Regions from separate parts of the Homo sapiens genome. Here region 2 is linked to region 1. A link is an interaction called in ENCODE POLR2A ChIA-PET data of the cell type or tissue named here. Cell type or tissue: A673. All regions are shown on one strand. Links, peaks and the distances in the headings refer to the core of each region. The heading gives the core; the rest is flanking DNA.

Region 1 (5,370 bases), core at 183-5,182:
AATCTCCACAACAATTTTTTTTATCATTTAGTTAAAAAGAAATGATATAAGAAGGGCTAAATAACCACAGCACATATCCTATATTTCCTTAGTGGCCAAACAAGAGAAAAAATATTCTCCAAGCCCTGTTAAGCTCTTCTTCAATTCACTGGCTACTTGATTTACTAAATTCATATTTAATTTAAATATTTAATATTATATCACACCCTATGTACTACCTGGGGAAGGGCGCAAATGGTCAAATGCTCCAAAAGCCATTGCTGTTCCCGAAGTCTAATAATTAATCCTATCACTGGGTTTTATCAAAAAATAACACACTTCTCAGGCAACATTGGAAATAGTTTCTTTTTTTTTAACCTTTTGTTTATAGCTGTGTTTTCTACGTTGTTTATCTTTTTAAGTCATTTATTACAAAAGTAAAATATGTGACTTGTAGAAAAACTAGATAACACAAATTGGGCAAAAAGAAAAAATGAAAGCCATTCATGATCTCATAATGCTTACTTTTTGATGTACTCCCTATTCGATATATTTTCTCAGATCTCGTTTTGTTTTATACTGTTCTGTTTTCCCAACTCTATTTTAAGCAAGATGACATCTTTCTAGATCATACTTTCTTTCAGGCTTTGTTTGTGGTTTGCATTTAGCCCATTCACCAAGATCTAATATCCTTACAGACTTTCCCCTTTTCTAAATAGATAGCTATTTCACATGTAATGTACATATACACGCATATAAATAAGGTCATATTCTATATACTCTTTTCATTGAACTTTGCATACAAAAATCTGTTCTCCAGCATCATAATTTAGCATGATCCACTTTCACTCCACAACAGTGTTCCAACTCCTTTTCTTCCAACACATTGCTACAAACTGTCACCATACAAATGCTAGAACTAACATGGGCTCTGAATGAATGCTTAAAAATAAAAATAAAAACACAAGTGACAACTTTGAATTCTTCTCCATGTGTCCAGACACTTGTCTGGATAAAAACACAGGCCACTCAATATGGGCAAATGAATGAGGCTTGTTTTTGCATATAAAAGTAGTAAAATTTACTACTAATAAAACTCAAAGCTGAATTTTAGCTGCTGTAGGTTACAAATGTACACCAGTAATCAAATAAGTCAGAATCACATGATCCCATTCTTGGGAGAGAAAGAAACGGCCAGATGAAACACCTTTCCAAGGATTTCCTTTTCTTCATGAAATGTGACAATGTTCATCATATACACAGACATCCAGAACATTTCAAACCATTATTGAGCTCCATGCCTCTAAACATTAGTGGCATCTTACATCCTTATTTTTGCAGGGAAAAAAAATTTATACTGAGAAATACTACTTCATATGGGCAATATATCTACACAGCAGGCAGAAAGGGACAGACCTTATATTCTCTTCATTAAGATTTACGGCTGGGCGCGGTGGCTCACGCCTGTAATCCCAGCACTTTGGGAGGCCGAGGCGGGCAGATCACGAGGTCAGGAGATCGTAGCCATCCTGGCTAACACGGTGAAACCCCGTCTGTACTACAAATACAAAAAGAAATCAGCCGGGCGTGGTGGCAGGCGCCTGCAGTCCCAGCTACTCGGGAGGCTGAGGCAGGAGAATGGCGTGAACCCGGGAGGCGGAGCTTGCCATGAGCCGAGATCACGCCACTGCACTCCAGCCTGGGCGACAGAGCGAGACTCCATCTCAAAAAAAAAAAAAAAAAAAAAAAAAGATTTACTATGCCATTATTTGGCTAAACAGCTCCTTATCTACTGGCTATTTCCTGGTAGACATTGGTATGGGGTCTATTGGAGAGTGGGCTGAGTTCTTCACATCTGTCACAATAACAGAAAATTAACTCTTGGATTGAGAAGCAACTAAGGACAACCATACAAAGAACAAGGGAAGGGAAAGGAAGAAGGGAAGCACACACCATTATTCTTCCGCTTCTGCCTACAGGAAGCAATATTTCCACTAGGTCTTGGGGAAAGCCTGTAATTTCACCACCCTGACTGCAGCTGGAACTCCCTTTTAACTGTCACGGCATCCAAGTGAAGACAGGTTTATACAGAGTTTAAAAAAAAAAAAAAAAAAAAACTGAAAGGGCCATTTTAATTTGCTTCCATGTGAAAAGGGGAGTACTTTTCATACAGCCCCATAATGATGTTCAGCGGGATATTACACTTCACCATATGGCTAATTTGCACAGCAGGCTCAAAGCAGAATTTTCTTTCATTAGAACTGCCCTAAAGATTAGACTACAAAAATATGTGAAAAGAACAAACCCAAGATGCCCCCTATTGCTTAAATCTAGGAACACTGAATTCCCAGATGTAAAATCCAATTCACAGTGTTCCCATGACAAGGTCATTCAAGAGTCATGATGGTATGTGTCACAGCTCCATTTCTATGTATTAGGGCTTTGAAAAATGTCTAAACCACAAGTTTACCTATATAATAAACCTGCATGTGTACCCCAGACCTTAAAATAAAAGTTTAAAAAAACTTAACTGTATGTTTTAAAATAACTTAAAAAATGTAACTGGATTGTTTGCAACTCAATGAATAAATGCTTGAAAGGATGGATACCCCATTCTTCATAATGTGCTTATTTCACATGGCACACCTATACCAAAACATCTCATGTACCCCACAAATATATACACCTAGTATGTACCCACAAAAATTAAAAAGAAAAATGTCTAAACTTCAAGAGCCACAACATTGTCAAAACACCTCACAAAAAAACTGTATATGGAGAAAGGATACTTGCTTTGATAGATAATTTATCATTAAAAATATCATTACTTCCAAAGGCCCCAATTCTTGTTATCACTCAATTAGCCTACAGAACTAATCTACATAAACTAGTGACCCTTATTTGAAGAGAGTAGAGGCAGTCTGATGTTCTAACAGAGCCCTGTTTATTTTTAAGGTTCCCTTATAACCTGTTTGTCTTGGCATTTCCTCCTGCTGCTATATCCCAAGCATGAGCCATAGGAGAGCATCCCCTCCGGGGACCGACAGAGTCTGCAGAATTTTAAAAAAAGAAAAGAAAGAAATCTGATGTTTGATGATTATGGAGTAGTTGAGTCTGTGCTTTTGAAGAAAGTAAACATTATGATTAACAATCTTGGCCTTTGTAATTAGCTTCCCCTTTCCAAGACAGAGTGTTAATTTATTAAATATTTTAACAAAGAGTCTTTTATTATCAGATTCAGTTTGGCTGGCTCCTTTCATAGCATTACCAATTACAACCAATAAAGCTTTAATTGATGACTACTTTTTATAACCTTTGACCCAAGATGATAAACAGTTGTAACTTAGAAGCGAAAGGGTAAACCTCAAAGGGAATGGTTCTTAATCATACTTAGCAAACCAAACTGCTTAAAATTACAACTTACCTACCTGGCTAGAACAACAACAACAACAAAGGCAGACTTCCTCAATGATGAAGGTTAATTCATTAGAAAAAAAATTTGGATTTCACTTTTAAGATAAGTATCCCTTTTGTTAGGGAAACCCTAACCTGAATTATCTGCATATAACTGTGCACCTTAATTACCTAATTATTCAAAGAATATGATTTAATCAATTTGTAGACAAGAACATTTTTAATATAAAACAAATAAGGTGCAAGTTATTTTACTATTTAAAAAAATCATTAAGACTAAAATTACATCTCCCCACCACCCCCAAATCCCATCATTTTCTTCAGCGGTCCATAACATACCAGTTACAACTAAGGGTATGTGAGAACAGAAATAAACCAAATTATTTGCCCAGAAATAGGACACCAAAAATTCTTAACTGAGTGTCTGCATATGATGAGAAAGGAGAGTCATTGCTTTTATTACCATGAACAAAATGAGGCTTTTCTATATTTTCTCCAAAGAACTATTCCAAAAGTTGGTAGTTTTCTAAAGTTATTATTCATATACCCAATTTCACACTTGCCAATTTTTAAGTCTTTTCTGACCTAACTTACACTTGTCAATCTTCTAAACTGCTAAGGTAATTCACAGTTTGGAAGTTTAAAATTTTCCAGACAAATAACTTAATCTGTTTCACGTTGCCAAAAGGAATAGAGGCTCTGAACAATTTCTAAAGGGCCAATAGGAAAATGTGGCATTTAAAAATGTAAATTAAAATAATACCAACATGTTACAGATGAAGGCAGTGAGAGATTGTTAATAGTCCTCATAATGGAAAGTACTGGCTTAAACAGAAGGTACAGTATAAGATTTTATACAAAAAAAAAACTAGGCATATAGCTTCTAAGTGACTTCCCATGTACATAAGGAAGTCAATGCCAGGAAAAGCACAAAATCTGAGGCTCAAAGTACTTTATAAACTGAGAGCTATACATGTTATTTTTATGATATATAAATGTATGTAATGGATATTTTATTAAAGACACATGGCTTCTCCCAGCATCTCAAAATCACATTTGCTACACATACACACACAAAAATAGCCTTTTGTATAGTTAAGTGAGGGTTGGGGAAATCTCGTATAAATAATCTATTCCTTCACTCCCCTCATTAACAGAAACTGTACAGAAACTGACCAATTTAGAATCTAAGAATAAATAAATCTGTCATACTGAACTTCAGCTGTTCAGAAAATGAGACAGAATATGTAAAAACAGAGAAAGTGGATAAATATTAGATCTATATCTGGTAAATAATGTAAGAATACAGGTGAAGAGAAAAAAGCAAACTAAAAGCTGAATAAAATTTGCTTCATCAGCAATTTTTATTCAGATTTTTCATTATAATTAATTATAGATTCACATATAGTTATAGGAAATAACAGAGACAGACCCCATGTGCACTCTATCCAGTCCCCCAAATTTAAACATCTTAGGAAACTATATTGTGCACAATATTCACATCCAGGAAACTGATATTGATAAAATCAAGACGCACATTTCCAGACTACAAGGATCCTCAAGTTGTCTTTTTATAGCCATATCGACTGCTCTCCATCTCTACTTCCTAATTCACTGCTAAGAACCACTAACCTCTTCTCAATTTCTATATCATTTCCATATTCATTTCTATGTAACATATAATTTTGTCATTTTAAGAATGTTACAAAAATGAAATTAATGGGGTATCCATCCTTTCAAGCATTTATTCATTGAGTTGCAAAAAATCCAGTTACACTTTTTAAGTTATTTTAAAACATACAGTTAAGTTTTTAGGAGTACGGAAAGGAGTATGTAACCTCTTTTGATTAGCTTATTTCACTCAGCATAAATCTCTAGAGATTCATCCAGTTTGTTACATATATCAATAGTTCTTTCCTTTATATTGCTGTGTAGTATTCTATTATATCAATGTACCACAGGTATTTAACAATTCAC
Region 2 (5,370 bases), core at 200-5,199, 95 kb after region 1:
CATGATTCAATTATCCCCCACCGAGTCCCTCCCACAACACATGGGAATTATGGAGGCTACAAGATGAGATCTGGGTGGGGACACAGAGCCAAACCATATCATTCCAATCCAGCCCCTCCCAAATTTCATGTCTTCACATTTCAAAACCAATCATGCCTTCCCAACAGTCTCCCAAAGTCTTTACTCATTTCAGCATTAACTCAAAAGTCCACTGGCCAAAATCTCATCTGAGACAAGGCAAGTCCCTCCTGCCTATGAGCCCATAAAATCAAAAGCAAGTTAGTTACTTCCTAGATACAGTGGGGATACAGGCATTGGGTGAATACAGCCATTCCAAATGAGAGAAATTGGCCAAAACAAAGAGGCTACAGACTCCATGCAAACACAAAATCCAGTGGGGCAGTCAAATCTTAAAGCTCCAAAATGATCTCCTTTGACTCCATGTCTCGCATCCAGGTCACTCTAATGCCAGAAGTGGGCTCCCACGGCCTTGGGCAGCTCCACCTCTGTGGCTTTGCAGGGTATAGCCCCCCTCCTGGCTGCTTTCACAGGCTGGTGTTGAGTGTCTGTGGCTTTTCTAGGAGCATGGTGCAAGCTGTGGGTGGATCCACAATTCTGGGGTCTGGAGGATGGTGGCCCTTTTCTCACAGCTCCACTAGGTGGTGTCCCAGTAGGGACTCTGTGTGGGGGCTCTGACCCCACATTTCCCTTCCACACTGCCTTAGCAGAGGTTCTCCATGAGGGACCCACCCCTGCAGCAAACTTCTGCCTGGGCATCCAGGTATTTTCATACTTTCTCTGAAATCTAGGCAGAGGGTCCCCAAAGCTCAAATCTTTTTTCTTTTTTTTTTTTTTTTTTTTTTGAGGCAGGAGTCTTGCTCTGTCACCCAGGCTGGAGTGCAAAGGCGCGATCTCAGCTCACTGAAACCTCCACTGCCCAGGTTCAAGCAATTCTCCTGCCTCCACCTCCAGATTACAGGTGCCCACCACACCATGCCCTGCTAATTTTTGTATTTTTTGTAGAGATGGGGTTTCAGCAGGTTGGCCACAGTGGTCTCAAATTCCCAACCTCAAGTGATCAGCCTGCCTCAGCCGCCCAAAGTGCTAGGATTACAGGCTTGAGCCACCGCGCCCGGCCAAGACCCTGTAGAGTTCTAATCTTTGCTACAGACTCTCAACAGATGGTTCAACAAGTTTTACAGGAATAATACAAAAAAACAATTCATGAGAGACTATTTTTTTAGACCCTGTTTCACCCCATTCGGGAGGTCTATGATTGCCTCTTAGTTGTTCAGTAAGACATCTTAGTTGTTCAGTAAGTTCATCTTGACTAAAAGTGGGGACTGATAATGTTGAAATTTACCTGAGCCCTCCACTCCTAGAAAAGAGGAAAGATTAAGAAATCCCTTCGGCCAGGTCCAATGGCTCACACCTGTAATCCCAGCACTTTGGGAGATAGAGGGGGGTGGATCACCTGAGGTCAGGAGTTCAAGACCAGTCTGGCCAACATGGTGAAACCCTGTCTCTACTAAAAATACAAAAATTAGCTGGACTTGGTGGCAGATGCCTGTAATCTCAGCCACTTGGGAGGCTGAGACAGGAGAATCGTTTGAACCCAGGAGGCGGAGGTTGCAGTAAGCCGAAATCGCACCATTGCACTCCAGCCTGGGTGACGAGAGTGAAACTCCATCTCAAAAAAAAGAAAAGAAAAGAAAAGAAATCCCTTCATATTATTGTGTTCTGAGAAAAAGCTAACCACAAAGGACAATGACATCTTCACATATTCCAAAATAAGACCCACCTATACCCTTCTTCAATGACTCCTTTTTTCATATAGCACCCCAAGATTTCCCTTCTTGAGATATTCTTCATTAATGAACATTCTCCCTATTGTAATAGCCTGAATAAAATCATCTGTCTAATGTATTTGTCTTTCACAGCAATTCGTTAGTGCCTATTAAAGCATTCCTTATGAGCCTGCAATACCATGTCTATCAAGGAAATATTAACATGAATGGAAAAAAAGATGGATGTGGTACATGTTGCTGCTTGCTTAACCTACATCCATTCCTCTACACTCATCCCCTTCTTAACCTGAAATTCTCAATTAAGATTTCATCCTCTTCCATTCAACCAGGGTAATTCTGGAAACTAACCCTACTCTCAGCACCCTGCTAAGTACAAAGGTAATCCCAACTCCTTACCATACTCATTGGTTCTGAGACCCAAGTCTCAGCCAATTAGCAACTGAAATTCCCTTGATAACAGGAACTGATTTAGGAATTAGCATGTGACTTAATCTAGGCCAACCGAGTAAAATAGTGTTGCTAATGAACAACTGGAAGAGAAGCTTTGTTGCTCTTAAAGGAAAGCCAACAGAAAAGCTGTTGAACAACAGAAAAGCTCTTCTTGAGGTTGCAGCTACGAGACCTGGAAATGTTACAGCCATTCTCCTACCACATGGAAAGCCAGCCTAAGAACAAAGACAGAGAAATACACAGCCAGAGAGAGAGAGAGAGAGAGAGAGAGAGAGATTAAGTTGGACCCACTGGATCAAACCAACATAGATCACATCTTCCTGTATGAAACAATGACCCAATCATTTCCTTTTTTGATTAAAAGAGTCGAGTTGGGTTTTCTTATATTGTTTTACTGGCAAAAGCATTATACCTAATTACAAAAATAAAGATTGTTCATGGCAGCATTTCCCATGGATTGTCCATCCATTAAAAAAATGGAAAAAGAGAAAAAAATTTGAGACATTCATAGACAGGATAACATATGAGTAACTTATAATACAGTAGAAAATTAAGTGTATTTTAAAAAGAATGAGGAGGAGGGAGAACAGGATGGCAGATAAAAGGCAGCCAGGAAACACCACTACCAAGAAGACAGACCAAAGTATGGAATAAACCACCATAATTTGGGCAGATCTTTGAAGAGAAAACATCAAGAATAGTGAGAGAGTCAGCACCAAAGTCGAGATTGAAGAGGGGGAAATCTGGAAGCCCTGAATGATACCTGAATACCTCTAATGGCTCCTATGAAAAGGGTAAGTGAGGGAACTGAGGGACAGCTCACTCTCACAACAGACTTCTGGGATCCTAGCAACAGGAGACTCTGCATCCCTGATTGATGTGTGAGCTAGCAGGGGGATCTCCCCAGGGAGCAGGCAGAGACAGGCTTTCAGATGACACAGAGCCTGGGAGCTTCTGTGTGCTGGGCAGCTCTGGTGGAGAGTGGCCATAGATACCCATCCCCTAGGACTTCCCATATCCCTCTGGCAGGCACTGCCCCAACTGACCTCTGATGAAGAACAGAGAAAGGACGGCTTCCCCGCAGGACTGGGGTGCATCCATTCTGCAAGTCCTCCTGCTCACTAACCCAAGCCAGACTGAGGTGCATCTATTCCTCCCAGTCCTTCGAGGAAGCTGGCCTCACTATCTTCTGGGTCAGAGGTCAGTGCCTCCCAAAGGGATATGGGCAGCCTCTGCAGCCCAGGCTGAGTGTGTTGCTATGTCTAAGTAATTTCCCAGTGACCCAGGAGCCACAACAGATCCTCCAGCCCAGCTGGAACCCGACTTCAAGCCACAGGATGCAGTGGGGATGTTGTGGGTGGTGGGGGGCAGGGAAGAGCATCAGGAAGAATGGCTAATAGATGCTGGGCTTAATACCTAGGTGATGGGATGATCTATGCAGCAAACCACCATGCACACATTTACCTATGTAACAAACCTGCACATCCTGCACTTGTAACCCTGAACTTAAAATAAAAATAAAAGAAATTTAAATAAGAAATTTAAATAAAAGAAATTTAAATAATTTTAAATTTAAATTTTAAATTTAAATTTAAAAGACCTCAAACTATTAAAATGCTACAAGAAAACCTAGTTAATACCTTGCTCAATATCCGCCTTGGCAAAGAATTTTTGGCAAAGTCCACAAAAGCAATTACAACAAAAAATATAAATTGAAAACCGGAAGCAAGTTAAACTAAAGAGCTTCCATACAGCAAAAGAAACTATCAACAAAATAAACAGAAAACCTACAGAATGGAAGAAAATATTCATAAACTATGCATTTGACAAATGTCTAAAATCCAGAATCTATAAGGAACTCAAATCAACAAGCAAAAGACAAATAACCCGATTAAAAATGGGTGAAGGATATGAACAGACACTTCTCAAAAGAAGAAATATAAGCAACCAACAAAAATATGAAAAAAATGCTCATCATCACTGATCATCCGAGAAACGCAAATCAAAACCACAATGAGATACCATCTTATACCAGTCAGAATGGCTATTATTTAAAAGTCAAGAAGCAACAGATATGGCAAAGCTATGGAGAAAAGGGAACGCTTATACACTGTTGGTGGATATGTAAATTAGTTGAGCCACTGTGAAAAGCGGTTTGGGGTTCTCAAATAACTTAAAGTAGAGTTACCACTGGACACATCAATTCCATTACTGGGTATATGCCCAAAGAAAAATATTTTGATCACTATGCCAAAAGACACATGCACCCATTATGTTCATCCCAGCACTATTCACAATAGTAAAGACATGGAATCAATCTAAGTGCCCATCACTTGTGGACTGGATAAAGAAAATGTGGTATATATATATCATGGAATACTATGAAGCCATAAAAAAGAATGAAATTACTACCTTTACAGCAACATGGATGGAGCTGGAGGCCATAATCCTAAGCAAACTGATGCAGGAACAGAAAACCAAATACTGCATGTTCTAACTCATAAGTGGTAGCCAAACACTGAGCATATATGGACATAAACATGGGAAAAATAAACACTGTGGACTACTATGGGGGAAATTAGGGAGGGGGATGTGGGTTGAAAACCTACCTATTGGGTACTATGCTCACTACCTGGGTAAAATATACCTATGTAACAAATCTATACGTATCCCCTGTATCTAAAATAAAAGTTGAAATTTGAAAGGAAATATATATATTTTTTCCTTTTATAAAAAGGAGGACAGATGAGGTAGCTGGACAACCAAATGTTTACACTTCAAAATGAAACCAATTTAGAATTCTTTGTCTCACATGTACATTAATACAGATGAATCAGATACATATAGAATAATCAATAAAATCATGTATGATGATATTACTGAAATTTAACCCCATCTCATCAAAGGAAGAGCTTGGCATCCTGGAAAAGCATTGTCGGATATTTTAATGTGGACCAATAAACACTAGGAAAGACAACTTCTTCAGCATACTTCAAAAAAATGAGGTATTACTTGTCAATTAAAACTAAATTTTTAATTAAGATGTTTATACATTAACTTAAAAAGATGTCCATGCCACAATAAGTGAGGAAAGAAATAACTTTCATTTTTA

The links. ChIA-PET counts read pairs that join two places held together with the same protein. Peaks named below come from ENCODE experiments on the same cell type or tissue, not always from the same donor. Only the 100,000 strongest peaks of a DNase experiment are listed, where the experiment ranks them.
Region 2: POLR2A ChIA-PET joins it to region 1 with 6 read pairs; 3 of 35 experiments call an interaction of 5 or more read pairs at or near these places.

The regions. Positions count from the first base shown.
Region 1 is chr2:72,522,076-72,527,445 of GRCh38, forward strand. The region is part of intron 8 of EXOC6B (exocyst complex component 6B); the gene reads right to left. Among named protein-coding and RNA genes, the nearest start is that of EXOC6B, 300 kb to the right of the region's middle. In A673, for the core only: a CTCF peak has its summit at 2,293; DNase peaks (open chromatin) are centred at 2,166 and 3,006; H3K27ac peaks cover 4,342 bases.
Region 2 is chr2:72,616,677-72,622,046 of GRCh38, forward strand. The region is part of intron 6 of EXOC6B (exocyst complex component 6B); the gene reads right to left. Among named protein-coding and RNA genes, the nearest start is that of EXOC6B, 210 kb to the right of the region's middle. In A673, for the core only: no CTCF peak of the experiment used is centred there; no DNase peak of the experiment used is centred there.